Linked DNA regions of Mus musculus: region 2 is linked to region 1. Evidence: chromatin contacts called from ENCODE Hi-C data. All regions are on one chromosome and are shown on one strand. Each heading gives the region's core, a stretch centred on a gene start or an enhancer-like site at or near the end of the contact. The rest is flanking DNA. Distances are from core to core; before and after follow the strand shown. Region 1 holds the start of Farsb (phenylalanyl-tRNA synthetase, beta subunit). Region 2 overlaps Mogat1 (monoacylglycerol O-acyltransferase 1).

Region 1 (7,495 bases), core at 2,454-4,953:
TTAATCAAACAATAAAGTTTAATTAAGAGTACTGTATGAAAAAACTTAAAGTACTGAAACAGCTAATTTCAGAGGTTTTTGGAGTCTGTGGTTTTTAACTAATATAAAGGAATCCACCAAAAAATTCACCAAAGACCCAGAAAGTTTTTAGAAAAAAACACTTCGGCAGACATAGCCAACTTGAACTGAAAGGGGCGGAAGAAAGACAAAAGGAAGTCTTTGAGCCCCTAAAACTCTATTGACAGGAAGTAGAATAAGGAAGGTAATCAGCTGTGAAGCACATGCTTTCTGGGGCCACTCAGACGGTGGAATCAGAGCCTAGAGGGCAGGCACGGAGCCATGGAGAATTATCCCAGGCCTGAGACCTAATCAAGACCATCCTGCAGTTGCCATTCAGTTTCAGAACTGTAGTGGACCAATGGCTCCTCCAGTAGTTAGGCCGGCTATGTCTCTCTATGGCATCTTAGATGTATGGGAGACACCCATCCTAGTGCTTGAGCCTCTCCGCACTCGGACAGCACTCATCTATCACAAGATGCTAAACATCCTAAGACGCTCATCCACGTCAGAACCAGGTTCAGATGTCTCACTGTGGATGGTGCTCTAAGATGACACTTCTAGGACAAGTATATTTTGCATGTGGATGAACAAGAACCATTTGGTGACTGTGTGGAGAGACTGATTCCAATGATACCTGTCTATCTAGTTCCCTTATGCAAGCTCAGGATTGGTCTCTGTCACCAACAGAATATGGAAAAGGATGGAATAGCATGTCTGAGCAATTATCAAACACAGAGGATAGTACTTAAGCGCTCCCGTTTACCTGCTCTCTCAAGAGTTCTCCTTCTGGGACAAATTAACAAAAGCCAAGGTAGAAGGAACTGGAAAACATCAGTGGGTAAACAAAACCGCTTAATGAAACCGCTTAAGGAAACTTAGCAGAGGAGAGATGGCTCAGCAATTGAGAACACTTGTTACTACTGCAGAGTACCCAGGTTTGATTCCCAGAACCCACGTGGTGGCTTACAGTCATCTGTAACTCAAGTTCCAGGCCATCTGATGCCCTCTTCTGGCCTCCACAGGCACCAGACACGCATCTGATGCAAAGCAAAACACTAATACATATAAATTGGTTTAAGTCTAAATAATAATAAAGATGGTGATGACTTAAGAAACAACTTAGAAGCAGATTCTCCAGCCCCAATGAGCTCTTGACCCCACTTCAGATCTGCAACTTGGAGTAAAATACAGGACCACCAAATATCAAATCTTAACCATCAGAAACTAAGTAGCAAACACTCACTTTGTAATATGCAAAAATCTTGTCAGCCAAATGGCAATAAATCAAATTGTATGCATTACTAGAATATATTGAATCTTATTCCTTATTCCTTTAAGCTATATTTTTAAAACTTAAATGAAAGAAAGAAGCAAAAGTAAAACCATGAATAAGTCCCTACAATAAAATGGTAAACCTAAAAACCTGTGTGGCACACAGGTGGCTCTGACAGTACTTACTGTACCAAGCTAGAACAGGGCCCAGGCTGAAGAGCAATCAGAAACCAGTTCACAAGAAAATGAATATCAAAGAACAAACAAAAAGTAAGTAACAAGAACACAACTGAACAGAAAGGCAATCGCAAGGAGGATTAGGAAGACAGAGCTGCGCCAAGGGCAACAGGGGAAAGGAAATGCCCTGGGCAACAAAAACTGCCAAGAGAAATGGAAGGTGACGGCAGCTGGAAATGACAGTGGGGTTCAGATGGGCAGCAGCCCTAGAGGGCTCAATAAGGTGACATGTAAGAGCACAAAAAAAGAGAAAGAGGCAAACAAAAATGGAAAAAAACAAAAAAAAAAACAAAAAACAAATGACACCCACACTTCATTTGGAAACTACCTGTTCTGGTGAATAGCCTTTTCCAACTCCAACCACCACTGAGCTGACATTTAAAAAGATTTCAAGAAAGAAGGCAAGAGAAACAATGAAGATTAGTACTAACCCATCTGGTGTATACCTTAAATACCATCAATAGGTATGAAAGAATTTCAAAAGAGCCTACAGTTCACAGTCGGTGTGGGGAAACCAAGCTTGTTGGATCACTCACCATTTTAAAGTGGAAGGAAAAGGAAACAGCCAGGGAATGTATTAAAACATTATCTGATGATTGCGAGCAGGTCATAAGCCTCATTGTCTTTTAAAATTTGGACAATCTGGTACTTTTCCATAGATAAGGGTCTGACTAGGAACTGATTCCAAGTTGTTCATCTTGCCACACACCATCATATGAACTTCAGAGACAGTGACCACCAGGAGAGAGAATATGATTTAGAGTAACAGGGCAAGTGAGGTATATTAATAAGCTTACTATATAAGGGAAACTGGTTAGGAAATTAAAACCACATTCCAAAAGCAAAGCGATTTCCTGTTTCTAAGGCCTTGGTCACAACTATAATTGTATCACTTGGGAGACTGAGTCAGGAGGATTGCCACAAGTTTAGAGTCAGCCTGGACTTCAGAATAAGGTTCTGTCTCCAAAAGAACAACGACAAAATCCGACAAACACAGGGGGTGAGTAATATCTAAAGTCCATCCTTAGGAAAAAAAAATCTTAAAAGTTTACTTGTACGACATCAGTACTGTGGTGTTATGAACCTGCTCCATTTTGTCCTCTAATTTTGGCCTCTAATACTCAAAAACAAGGAGGCTCTCATAAAACACTCGCTCTGACCTTTATAGAAGCTGATAACTACAGGGTGAGGCTGATACCATTTCAACTTACTACATCTGTGTTGGAAATGATAATTTGACTAATATTTACCTCCCTTCCCCCCCCCCCCACAATGGTTTAGTTTTAGAACTGAGAAAGAGGGAAGTGTGTCATGAATGCTAAGCCCATAGAAGTGATTCCATTTAGGGGTCAAATCAATGTTAACTATCAAATGCTACCCCTGCACAAAACCTGGTTTCCTTTCCCAGAAACATTTAGCATGTCCAATAAACCGTTTTACTAACATCATGGTTTGTTATTTTTCTCATGTATGTGTCATGTGCACAGCTCTACTCCCAAACACTGCCTGACACACTTCTGGAGCCTGGTCAACACTAAAATAAAGCCAATGCCGGGCTTGGTGGCACACGCTTGTTATCCCAGCACTCAGAAACTGAGGCAAGAAGACCGACAGTTCGAAAACAGCCTGGGCTACATAGTGAGACCCGCATCTTTCTTAAACGTCTCCCCTTCGCTGTCAATCTGGTTCCACAGCCTACAGTTGTGATGGAACCCAGGGTACGTTTCCTCGTCTGTGTCCCGACACCAAAGTCCGTGCTGGGCACGGAGTTGGAGCTCGGTCTCTAAATGAATGACACGGAGAGCCCGACACGCGCTGATGATGCAACGGAGCCACCGCGGAGCTGGTTCCGAGAAGCTACTTCAGCGCAGCCGAGTCTCCTCGCCCAGCAGCGCGCCCCTGAGGACTCTGGCCGTGCCGGGCCAAACCCCACGTAGCGGCATGAACGCCGCCAGCACGTTCTTCTGCAGGGCGAGCAGACTTCCCCAGGCACCGAGCCCAAGCCACGGGGCGGGCACTCACTGTAGGTCCGGCCCAGGGCTTGGAAGAGCAGGTCTCGCTTTACGCTGACAGTCGGCATGGCGAGTCGTGGACACTGCGCCTGCGCCACATGCGGGGCCTCAGCGACCCTAGAGTGAAGGACCCGACGCTCCGCTCTTGGGCTGTCTCACGTGATGCCTGTCTAAATTCAACCATTTGCACATCCGTTTTCCAGCCGAATATAGGAAAACACCTCTCTCTGGATTATTTAACATAGTTCTGTTGTGACGATAACCAAAAAGTTTGGAAAATAGGTGTAATCGGGTGGAATTATCTCTATTTTGACAGGCAAGAGTGAGAACAGACCTCAGAGGCCTGGATGCTTCCCAAAGCCCTAGGGAAGATGCCAAGTTGGGTAGGCGGAGCGCTAGATTGGTGGGAAGGACTTCCAGGTAGAGAAGTCCGCCCAGAGGTATTTGAAAAGCAAGGTAAACGGATGCAAGACTTCCTGCAAAGAAGAATATGCAAATACTAATGGCAAGGTCTGTTAACAGGCCACATTTTTTTACTTTTTTGAGACAGGTTTCTCTGTCGCCTTGACTGTCCTGGAACTCGCACTATAGACTAGGCTGGCTTTGAACTCCGAGAACTTTTGAGATCCGTACCTCCCTAGTGCTGGGATTAAAGGCATGCGCCACCACTGCCGGGCTTTTACTTAATCCTTTAACCCTCTTGAAACTACAGATTTTATACCCGAGCCTTGTTCGAACGCAGCAGCAGCCCTGTGGGTAGGCGTTGTTAGAGACCGCAGGACTTTTCTGTCAGATGCTGTACTCAGCCTAAAAAGTGCACGAGCAGATTTGCTCCTTAGAATAACTCTGAGGGACAGTACGTCAAATCATGGGCCACTGAGATGTCAGGACTTAATCCCGTGTAGCCTGCAAATGCTACTTTATGTGGTATCAGAGCCTATGTGGAATAAGCTAAGGGTTTTGAGATGGAACTTAGCCTAGGTTATTAGGATGGGCCCTAAATGCAATTGACTGTAGACTCAATAAGCGGAAGGCAGTGATTCCAGTAAGGTCACTAAAAAAAATAAAGTCAGTAGTCTTCGAAACTGGAAGAGATAAGGAGGGAAATCTCTCCTAGCCTATTCAGCAGCCCCCAAAACACTTGGATTTGGGCCAGTGAAATTGCTTTTGGGTTTCTTGCCTCCAGAACTTGAATATAACAAAGTTCTGTTTCATCTCATTCATTATTCTTTATGATTTGAGATAAAGGCTCAACTCTATAGCTGAAGCAGTCCTGGAACTCATCCTGTAGCTCTGGATGGCCAGAAATTTTCAGAGTTTTAAGGTGTCCTGAAAGACAAGAATATAAGTTACCTCACCAGACTCAAGTTTCTGTTTGAAATCAAAAGTTTGTAGTACTTCCTTTCAGCAGCCATGAAAAAACAAATACATCAAAGCAGGAAGATAAAACAGCCATGGACTGTGGGACTCACCTAACCTGTAAGGCATAGCAGAAACATTGCTTCCTCAAGAGAAAATAAAGCAAGGACCAACACTGAGGAAGTGAGAACCCTTCACTTGAGGAAGCAGAACTGAGGCTAGACTTAGGCCATCATAACTCTTAATAAGTTTTCCACTGCACTAATTTCCACTTATGGCAAGTCCCACGTGTAGCTTTCTGACCCTAAATTCCAGTAAGTGGGCACTTACTGAGTTCACCAACTCAAATGCTCATCTCTCAGAAACATACAACTAACAGTATTTGGCTACTTATTAAGGGATCTATTAACTCAGGCATTTGACCATAACATTAACTCTCATACTTCATAAGAGGATTTAAAATGCCGCTTTGTTTCCCCTGATATGTCACTATAGGCGTGTTTTAAGAAATTATAGATGGATGTGGGAAACAAAGTAAATAATGCTATTTGGAGAGTAAACCAGAAATAGTTCTTAATATTTTACTTTTAAGGATTATTTCCCCATGGAGATTTACAAAGTTCCAGCCCAATTTAAATTATTTTTTCTATTGATTCTGGGGTTTAGGTTGTATTTTTTAAAAATCTTCCTCCACACATTTTTTAAAAACCATGTTTTCCTTTTTGAGTACATCAGTAGAATTCTTTTCCATTTAAATCTCAGATCTTTTTTGAGATTTGTTTTGGTTTTTGGAGCTAATGAACAAGCCAGTTTTATTTTATTTTCAAACAGCAATGCCAATACCATTTATTAAAAAGCTTTTTTCCCCATCCAGTTTGTAATATCACATATTAAATTTCCACATATATTTGGATCCACTGCCAGAGTGTCTGTTTCAATGCCAGCACCAAGCTCTTTTAATAATTATGGTGTCATTTTCCAAACCCCTCCTGGAAACCAGTTCCAAAGGCCAAAGAACCACATTGTCAAGTTTAGTTACAGCAGTGACCCTACTTCTCCAGTTACTTTTCCCATTGCTGTGACCAAAAACACCCGACGGAAATAATTCAAGGGGAAAAAAATTATTTTTGGCATCCTTTCAAAAGGTTCATTCAGTTGGTCACGGTGGGCAAGGCAAGGAGAGGCAGTTCACATCTCAGAGGGCCAGGCAGCAGGGCTGGAAATGTGGGTGCACCCTTAGCATTCCCCCTTCATGTTTTCATTCCATCCAGGCCTCTAGCCCATAGAATGGTGCCACCTACATGCAAGACAGATCGTTACCTCTCTGGACTCAGCCTTTACAAACACAGCCAGCTGTGTACCTCCCCAGCTTCTAGGTGTTCTAAATCCAGACAAGTTGGCAATGATAATAACTTTCATAAGCATGTTTTCTCTTTCATCATGAAACCTCAGTCTTGGAATTATTCTAAAGAAAAAACTGGTATCATTCTTTGTAATATAGAAAAAAAAATGAAACAGCTGAAACATCTAACATGGCTTGGTTAAAGTGTTTCGATACAACCCAGTAGGAACATTAAAAGCCATGTAGCAGGCCAGGGATTCAGCTTCCTGGTAGGGTGTTTATCCAGCATGCATCACATCTTTGGATTCATGTCCAACACCCCAAAGTAAAATATAAATCAAAAGAATGTTGACTGTGGTGGTAGTTAGTGTTAATTTTCAACTTGACAGAATCTCCGACCACCTGGGAGATGGGCCCCTGAGCATGCCTTTGAAGGATTATATTGATCGTGATGTGAAAGGACGCATCATAATTATGGTTGGGACTCTTGCCTCGGCAGGGGATTCTAGAATTCATCCCTGTCTAGTTCTTGATTAGGGATGTGGTATGAGAAGCTGCTTCAAGCTCTTGCTGCCTTGACGTCCCTCTTTGAGGACTGTACCTTGAGCAGTAAACTAAAATATGTTTCCCTTACGTAGCGTTTTCAGAGTATTTCATCACAGCAGCAGGGGAAACGCACACATTATGTATGCATATAATGTTGTGAGATCTTTTTTGAGAAAGAGAGAGTTACTCTGTGTGACTGGAATTATATAAACCAGGCAGGACAGGAGCTCTCAGAGATCCTTCTGCCTCTGCCTCCCAAGAACAAGGATCAACGACGTATGCCACCACAGCCTATGTGTGCTGTGGAAATTTTAACAGGAAAAGACTTTTCAACAAATAATATGAAAATGAAATTATTGTATATGCTTAAAATGATTAATTTTGCTCAGTTGAGTGTCTAAATTGTGTAAATATGAATGGAGGGTATGAATAAAGACAACAATGTACAATATACATCTAAGTGTTATAGCTATCTCTAGGTGGTTCAACTATTTTCTTCATTATATATTTTATAGTTTATAAAACTATAATTAATAATCATTGCTTTTATTATAAAGAAGTGTCATTTTGAAACACAATATTGGTTGAACTGGAGAGATGGCTCAGTGGTTAAGAGCACTGACTGCTCTTCCAGAAGTCCTGAATTCAATTTCCAGAAACCACATGG
Region 2 (7,495 bases), core at 3,557-6,056, 49 kb after region 1:
ATACCTTTAATCCCAGCACTGGGAAGGTAGAAGCAAGAGGATCCAAAGTTCATGGTCGTTCTGTGCTATATAATGACTTCAAGGCCTGCCCAGGCTATAGGAGACCTTGTCTCAAAAAATTATATATATATATATATATATATATATAATTCCTATGTATGCTGATGTACATATGTATACACACACATGCACACACACACACACACACACACACACACACACACACACACATATATATATATATATATATATATATATATACTCTTACACATACAAAGCACACAAGGAATGGTTGCATGTGCTTTTGGCATTCTTTCTAAAAGGATAAAGAAATGTGTTTTATTTTAATGAAACTAATTCCAACCCACAGAAGAGCCAAATAGTCCACTGTGTCTTAAATCATCATATACTAGAGGGGGGAGTACAGGCTGAGGGATTTCTGAAATAGAAGGAAAAGAAAGGGGTGAAATTTAAGTTTTATTTATAAACTTATTTATAAGCAGGAGATTTAAAAAGGAAAGGCTAGTGTCATGAGGTCTCACAGAAGTGGGTTAGGAGACACATTTATATGCTGGGTTCACCAAAGACAAGCAGTTGCGGGAAAGTATCTAAAGTATACGTAGAGACTAAAGCCAGGAAAGCATAATTGTAACATAGTCTGCAAGGGATCTCTTGACTACTTCCCTGGTCTGCTGAAAAGAATTTTTTTTTTTTTCCTGATACAAGGAGAGCATCGCTTACATGGGAGTTTTAGTTCCTTCTCTCAGGAAGAAAAGGGAAAACCATAATGCCCTTCTCACATCACAAAACTATCCTCCGCCATGTTTTAAGTGTTGTTCGCTCAAAATTACCCATGAGCCAAAGTGGCAAACAACAAGGCATACTTATAGCACTTCAGTGCCCAGTACTGCGTGCTAACTGCTCAATGAAGGATCACAAGTGAGTGCCCGTGTGCTGTCACGCAGCAGAGTGCACATATGCATGCACACACACAGGCCATCCTTTGAACTTCCATCAGAGACTGGATCTGAACTCGGAGATCTTCCAGCTCCCAAGTTTATCCACAGCCACACCTGACCACATATGCCCACCTGTTCTTTCTCCAGTGGTACACCTTAAGGAGGGAGCTTCCTTCATGAGACTAGGAGAGTCTTGTTTGGTGTGTTGGTACAAGTTAATAATCCCAGTGCTTGAAAGAAGCTGAGGCAGTTTGAGGCTAGCCTGGGCTACTTAGTGAGTTCAAGGTCAGTTTGATTACACAGAGAATCTATGTCTAAAAGAAAAATTTTTAAAAAATCAGGGAGAGTTAAAAACTCTATGGAATCTTTCTACCTACAGACGAGCAGAATAAAGATGTTTCTAACTTGAAAGATCTGTTATTGCTGTGAACAGATACCACAACCAAGGCAACTCTTATAAAGTCAACATTTAATTGCAGCTGACTTACAGGTTCAGAGAGTCAGTCTGTTATCATCAAGATGGGAGCATGGCAGCATCCAGGCATTCATGGTGCAGGAGGAGCTGAGACTTCTACATCTTCATCTGAAGGCTGCTAGCAGAATACTGACTCCCAGTCAACTAGGAATAGGGTCTTAAAGCCCACACCCACAGTGACACACCTACTCCAACAGGGCCACACCTTCAAATACTGCCACTCCCTGGGCCAAGTATATTCAAATCACCACAATCGATTCTTTACTTCCCTGAGGGAAAAAAATGAGCATCCATGTCCAACCCTCCTAACTGCTGTCTGCACTGGCTCACGAAACTCCTTGTCCTCTAGCCTAGGTACCTGTTACACAGTGGTAGCTTGGACTTGAAGCAAGAGGGATCCTTGGACTGATTGTGCCCTCACTTCTTTCCCCATTCTCCGCCCCAGATAAACTTATCACAGGACGAGGAGATGAACCGGGCCGCTGTGGAGGCCACAGATAAGCAGCCGTACTGGGATAGCTGCACAGGATGGAGGGCTGCAGCCTCGCAGCAAGGCAGCCACCGTGCAATGAAAACATAGAATGTGCCAGGTTGGGGAGTTCCTCCATCTTTCTGAGACAGGGTTGTAGGCTTACATTAAAAACAAAAACAAACAAACAAACAAACAAACAAACCTACTTTAGGCCGGGCGTGGTGGTGCACGCCTTTAATCCTAGCACTCAGGAGGCAGAGGCAGAGGCAGGCGGATTTCTGAGTTCAAGGCCAGCCTGGTCTACAAAGTGAGTTCCAGGACAGCCAGGGCTATACAGAAAAACCCTTCTCGAAAAACAAAAACAAAAAACAAACAAACAAAACCCCCTACTTTAATAAGGGTTCTTAAATGCATTAACCTCCCTTTTAGCCCCTTCCCAATAGAGCTGTAGGAAAGGAAAGGTTAATAAGGCCAAAGAAAGCAAAAACTTCCTGCTTCGCAGGGCCTCACTCTGTAGCTCAGGTTGGCTTGGATCTGTGAGGGAGAGGCAGTGACGGCATCCTCCCTAGGTTGTTCACGCGATCTATCTAATAGCATCTGATAGACATCCGTAAGCCTTAACGCTTTTAATAAGGGTTCAGTCCAATTTCAAGAAGCAGGAGGCAAGCTGAAGCCACACGGGAGCTTGTTCCCATTGGTCCCACTGCTCCCATGTGGGTGGTTCTCGCCTCACAGCCGCTTGTTCCCATTGGTCCCACTGCTCCCAGGTAGGTGGTTCTCCCCTCACAGCCGCTAGATGAGCTTCCTTGAGTTTTGTAGTCTAAGTATGGTCTCGATGATGATCAAATTGTCCCTTTATTACCTCTAGCTTATCCCTAAAAAGCATTGAGCTTTTCTAACCTTCTAATCCAGTTAGGGGACAGCTTAGGAACTGGAGGAAGGGATGCTAGGCTTAAATATTAAGTTCCTGTGATTTGGAACTTTTAACATCTCAGAGGAAAGCAGGAAGGGCTATGCTCATCTTACAAGGAGAACATCTTATGATTACTTCAGTCGAAAGGGGTAGATTTGAGCTCCTGGGAGAAGCTGCTGAAATATAACGGAACTTAATAAGAAGGGACTTAGTTAGCTGTGGTGTCCTTCCTAGGGAAAGAAGCCCTAATTGAGAGGTTGAGAGGTCACAATTCCTATAACAGTAAGCTGTTTTTACTCTGCCTTAGACAGCAATGCCTCTCTCCACAGTCCCCACTTCACCGTCCCGTTGACCTCTCTCCCTGAGGTAGTCTCACTAAAAACTACAGCTATTTCTAAAAGACTACAAGTTTACTGGTCCGTCTGTGTACAGATTTCTCAGATTTCCTTCCTCAAAGGTCACAACTGCGAGGAAGCTTTATAGAACAAGTTGTATTCTCCCATCCCTTGCCCAGGAAACTTTAGGGCAGAGAGAAAACTAAGATGGGTCCAGCCTGCTCACTATGTAGCCAAGGTTGCCCGGGAACTCCCAGCCTTCCTGCCTTCACCTCCTGAGTGCTGAAACTACAGGTATGTGCCAGCACTGGCTTGTTTCCTCCAGTTCTCTCTAATGTGTGTCAAAGGACTGGTGTCTACTGTGCATAAATCAGACTTCGTAAAGATCGAAGGAAACTGCCCTCGAGTGTTTGGAGGCTCGGTCTAGTGAAACACTCAGCAATTAGGGAGTGTCAGTCCTTCCTTCTGTGCCTCTCAACTCCCATATTCATGGTCTTTATCACTTGCTGCCTCTTTATTCCTTCACGATTGCTTAGGTTTTTAAAAAATAACCACCTTCCATTACTGGCACAGGTTCGCTCTGTATGTAGCTTGAAGAAAGACAAAGGAACCCACCCCCACCCGACTCCCCTTTGCGTACTGCATCCCCCCACCCCCACCCCCCTACAGCGGCGCTCACAGTCCTCATGCCCAAGCGAATGACTTCAGAAGGAGTAGTTTGCTTCAAGGTTTGAAGTTAACCACCCGGCTCATCCTGGCCTTGGGCGCATAGCAACACCAGGCCAGCAGGGGGTGCAGTGTATACAGGCCGTCAAAGACTTGTATTTCTGAATTTCCAAATTCTGAGATTGTTATGTAAACGTCTTTTAAAATATGTACAGAAGCCGCCAGATTTATTTACAACCAATAGGTATTTTTGTAATTATACAGATGAAACAGATACTTTTGGGGGGGGGGAACATTCATACGATACAGGTAAAATAAATGTGCTGTTCCCCACCCCTGACCCAATCCCCAAAGGAAAATGTTGATCTTGCCAGGTTTTTCTTGTACACTGAAAATATTGGTGCACCTAGAAATTTATTTTTTTATAGATGGGATCACACTTCATTTTGCAACTTTTCTTAGACATTTTAGGCACTGTGTGTGCCACGTTATTTGTTATTTCTTTTTTTAAAAAAGATAGCTGCCTAAGATTCCGGTGAATAACTGGAATGTAGCTCAGCCTATGTAACTGTTTTCCTAATGAGCTGTGGTTGCTTTCAGTTTTGTGACTAGATGACTTTCTCGCACAGAGACTTCGCTGTAAGTAAGTGACATTTTCAATTGTTCTGAAAGATATTTTTTAAAAAGTCATAATAGAGGATGTCACGTGACCTGAACATTTCACAGTCAGTCACAATAAGAACCCTGTGGTCTTGCTTGTCAGCTGTGCCCAGGGGAGAATGAGAGTGACGTGGCTCGCAGCAACGCCTACTCTGCGCACAGCTGCAGTCGGCACAGCAGCGCATTTGACTCAGAAGTCAAACCACAGAATGACAGCTCAGTGTCTGCTGAGAAGGGAAACTCTTTATTTGTTGTCGAGTGGGATGGTGTGACTGAGGTAGGCAGCCAGTGAGCTGAGGAGAGGACTGGAGCCAGCGGGCTGGAGGGAAGCCGATTGGCAGCCCAGCGCTCAGCTGCCCACGGGAGACCCAGGCTGCGGGTGGAGTGGTGGCTGTCCTCAGGGATGACACGTGCTCTGTTTTCCACAGTTGGCCGCCCCATCCCTGTTCAGCAGACTCTGAACCCGACCTCAGAGCAGATTGAAGAGCTGCATCAGACATACCTAGAGGAGCTAAAGAAACTGTTCAATGAACACAAAGGGAAATATGGGATTCCGGAGCACGAAACTCTGGTATTTAAATAACCTCCTTCCTCCAAGGCATAAGAAAGGAAGGCAAGAAAGCATCGTTGAGAAAATAAATAAATAATTTCTCTGGTTTTTGTTTTGTTTTTGTTTTTTGTTTGTTTGTTTTGACTCTAGAATCAAGTTGCAGCTGAAAAGAATTAGTGGTGAAGACCACTGCTGTTATTTTATACTGTGATAAATAAAAATACAGGAAAATGGAGGTCTGGGGTTATGACCAAGTGGTACAATGCTTACCTACCATGGGTAAGGCTCCAAGGTTGGTTCATAACAGTGGAAAATAAAAATACACTAGATGATTATAGCACAGGATTGAAGATGACTAAGACTTAAAAATCTTCTGAATTTAGGGAGACTATATCATTCTTCAGGTTCCTAAAAGTCTTAGAATTACTCATGCGCTCAGAGCAAAAGCAAAATACCAACTTCAAAGCGCCTCTAGACACTAACTGAGCAATTCTGTGGCTTAGGGTGGTATCGTCACTGAGCAGGGCAGCTGTTGTTTGGCACAGCTGGATATTTAGAGACTGTGTAACTTGGCTTACAGAAAGCTGGAGAGACAGGGCTCTTACGTAAACAGAACATTTGTCACCGAATCATGTCAGTTGTATACTGGGTAACCTAGGTCTTTCAGGTCACATCAATGCATTTTTTTTCTTAAATCAGTGCAGAATTGTTTTGCCATTTTTGAAGCAGGATGAGTCTGCCACTTGGAATCCCATAGGAATGGCCAGAGTCGTTTCGCTTTACACTCAGAAATGGGTGTATTTGCAGTGGCAAGGCAAGTCTTTTTGGAAGATAGCATCGCCCTGTTTTAGGATGCATTGTAGGGTGCTGGAGATGTGGTATGCAACAGGAACACTTGTAATCTTCTCCCCCAAGAGCCTTTTCACTTAATACAGAGTCGGGGCTTCTCTGCTTGCTGGTCTCTCCCTGGTGCCTGGCACAGCTTGGGGCGATCCCAGGGCATAAAATATGTACTTGCCCAGTGGGTGGAACAAATAACATTGCTATAATGTGAAGCTTCTCCTAAAGCTATTCCATAGTAATAGGACCTGTTACAAGCCAGGACCCACAGGAAATGGGAACACTTCCTGCTCTCTAGTTGGCCCACACCAATAATTGACAATCCTACACACTGTCATAAGCTAGTCAGGTGTTGGCTATTTAGTCACTGAGCGGGAGACTGGCACTAAAACCAAGGACCTTTCCAAACCTTCTGCGCTACAGCTGCTTGTGATTAACTCCATCCAACCACAGGTCGCTCCTGTTAACAGGCTTCAAGTTCTCAAGTGTAAAGTCTGGAGAGAACCTGGAATGTGCTCAGTGCCATGCCAGGGCTGGAGAGATAGGCTTTCGAGGACAAGGACTTGAGCTGCAGTGACTAGAACATACAGAAACGCCAGGCACTGTGCTGTGTCCCTGGAATCCGACCCCTGAGGAGATCAAGGAAAGTGGACCACAGGAACTCACTGGCAGGGCAACCCAGTGAGAGACCTTGACTCAGAAAAGATGGCAGACAGCCCCTGTGGAAGGACAGCAGAGAGTGTCCTCTGGCTTCGTTGTGCGTGCCATAGCCATGCACATATGTCCCCATGCATATGTGTGTGCATGCATACATACTACACACACAAAAATCATGCTACACGACAGCAAGAGTGGGAAAGTGGTTCACATAGGGCAGCATGATCCTTCCCAGGTGCTCCACACGCGCCATCTGAGGATCTGTTGTCCCAAAGCTTTGAAATCCATCGTTTTGCCAAAGCAGAGCCTTTAAGTTATTAGAGACCCATGAATCCATCCTTTGAAGATGCTTTTCAAAAGCCTGGGATTGTGATTTCTTGATTTCACAGAGGAGTAAATTTTAATTCCATTTAGTGACGAGGCCAGGCTGATTGTCCATCACAGCTGGATTGCCCAGCTGGCAGCCGAAGTGCAGGCTTGGCAAAGCAGAGTTTGCAAATTGAAGAAAACATTCTCTCGTGAATTTATACAAAATTTTGATCTTAAAAAATGTTAGGCCTAAATGACTCGCAACTTGACATGTGGGAAACGTTATTTTCGATACCTATTATAGACGAGGGTGAACTTACCTCGTAACTTCTTAGGGTCTCCTGGAGACTTAATCAGGCCATGCCAGTGGTCTCTCGGATATTTAGCATAGCTGTAAGTACCACATGGATCTACAGATGGCAAATGGGGGTTTTGTAAGGAATCCATTACATGCAAATGCCACATCACTAGTGCAGTTTCACAGAGGTCTCTCCAGTTGTGAATGTTCCATCTACCATACAATCACATGAAAAGCTTAAGCAGCAAAGTAAACCAACCAGGATTAAAGGCATGTGCCGCCACCACCACCCAGTACATGGAGCTAGATCCTAGGAGGTGTACTGGCTGGTTTTGTTTGTCTGGTTTTTTTGTTTGTTTGT

Evidence for each region. A loop is a pair of places that touch in the nucleus more often than their neighbours do.
Region 2: a map of regulatory T cell shows a loop between it and region 1 (2.4-fold over the local background). The contact joins the enhancer-like site here to the promoter of Farsb in region 1. A Hi-C loop is called at or near these places in 1 of 37 maps with a recorded cell type or tissue (regulatory T cell).

The regions. Positions count from the first base shown.
Region 1 is chr1:78,485,194-78,492,688 of GRCm38, forward strand. Farsb (phenylalanyl-tRNA synthetase, beta subunit) reads right to left here and starts at 3,704. Exons shown (of 17, transcript NM_011811.4): 1 at 3,592-3,704. The coding sequence starts at 3,649.
Region 2 is chr1:78,533,036-78,540,530 of GRCm38, forward strand. Mogat1 (monoacylglycerol O-acyltransferase 1) reads left to right here. Exons shown (of 7, transcript NM_026713.3): 7 at 4,909-5,138. The coding sequence ends at 5,063. Among named protein-coding and RNA genes, the nearest start is that of Mogat1, 26 kb to the left of the region's middle. Within about 2 kb of position 4,807, at least 3 of the 3 ENCODE cell types and tissues checked have a DNase peak (open chromatin) inside an H3K27ac peak, as active enhancers do.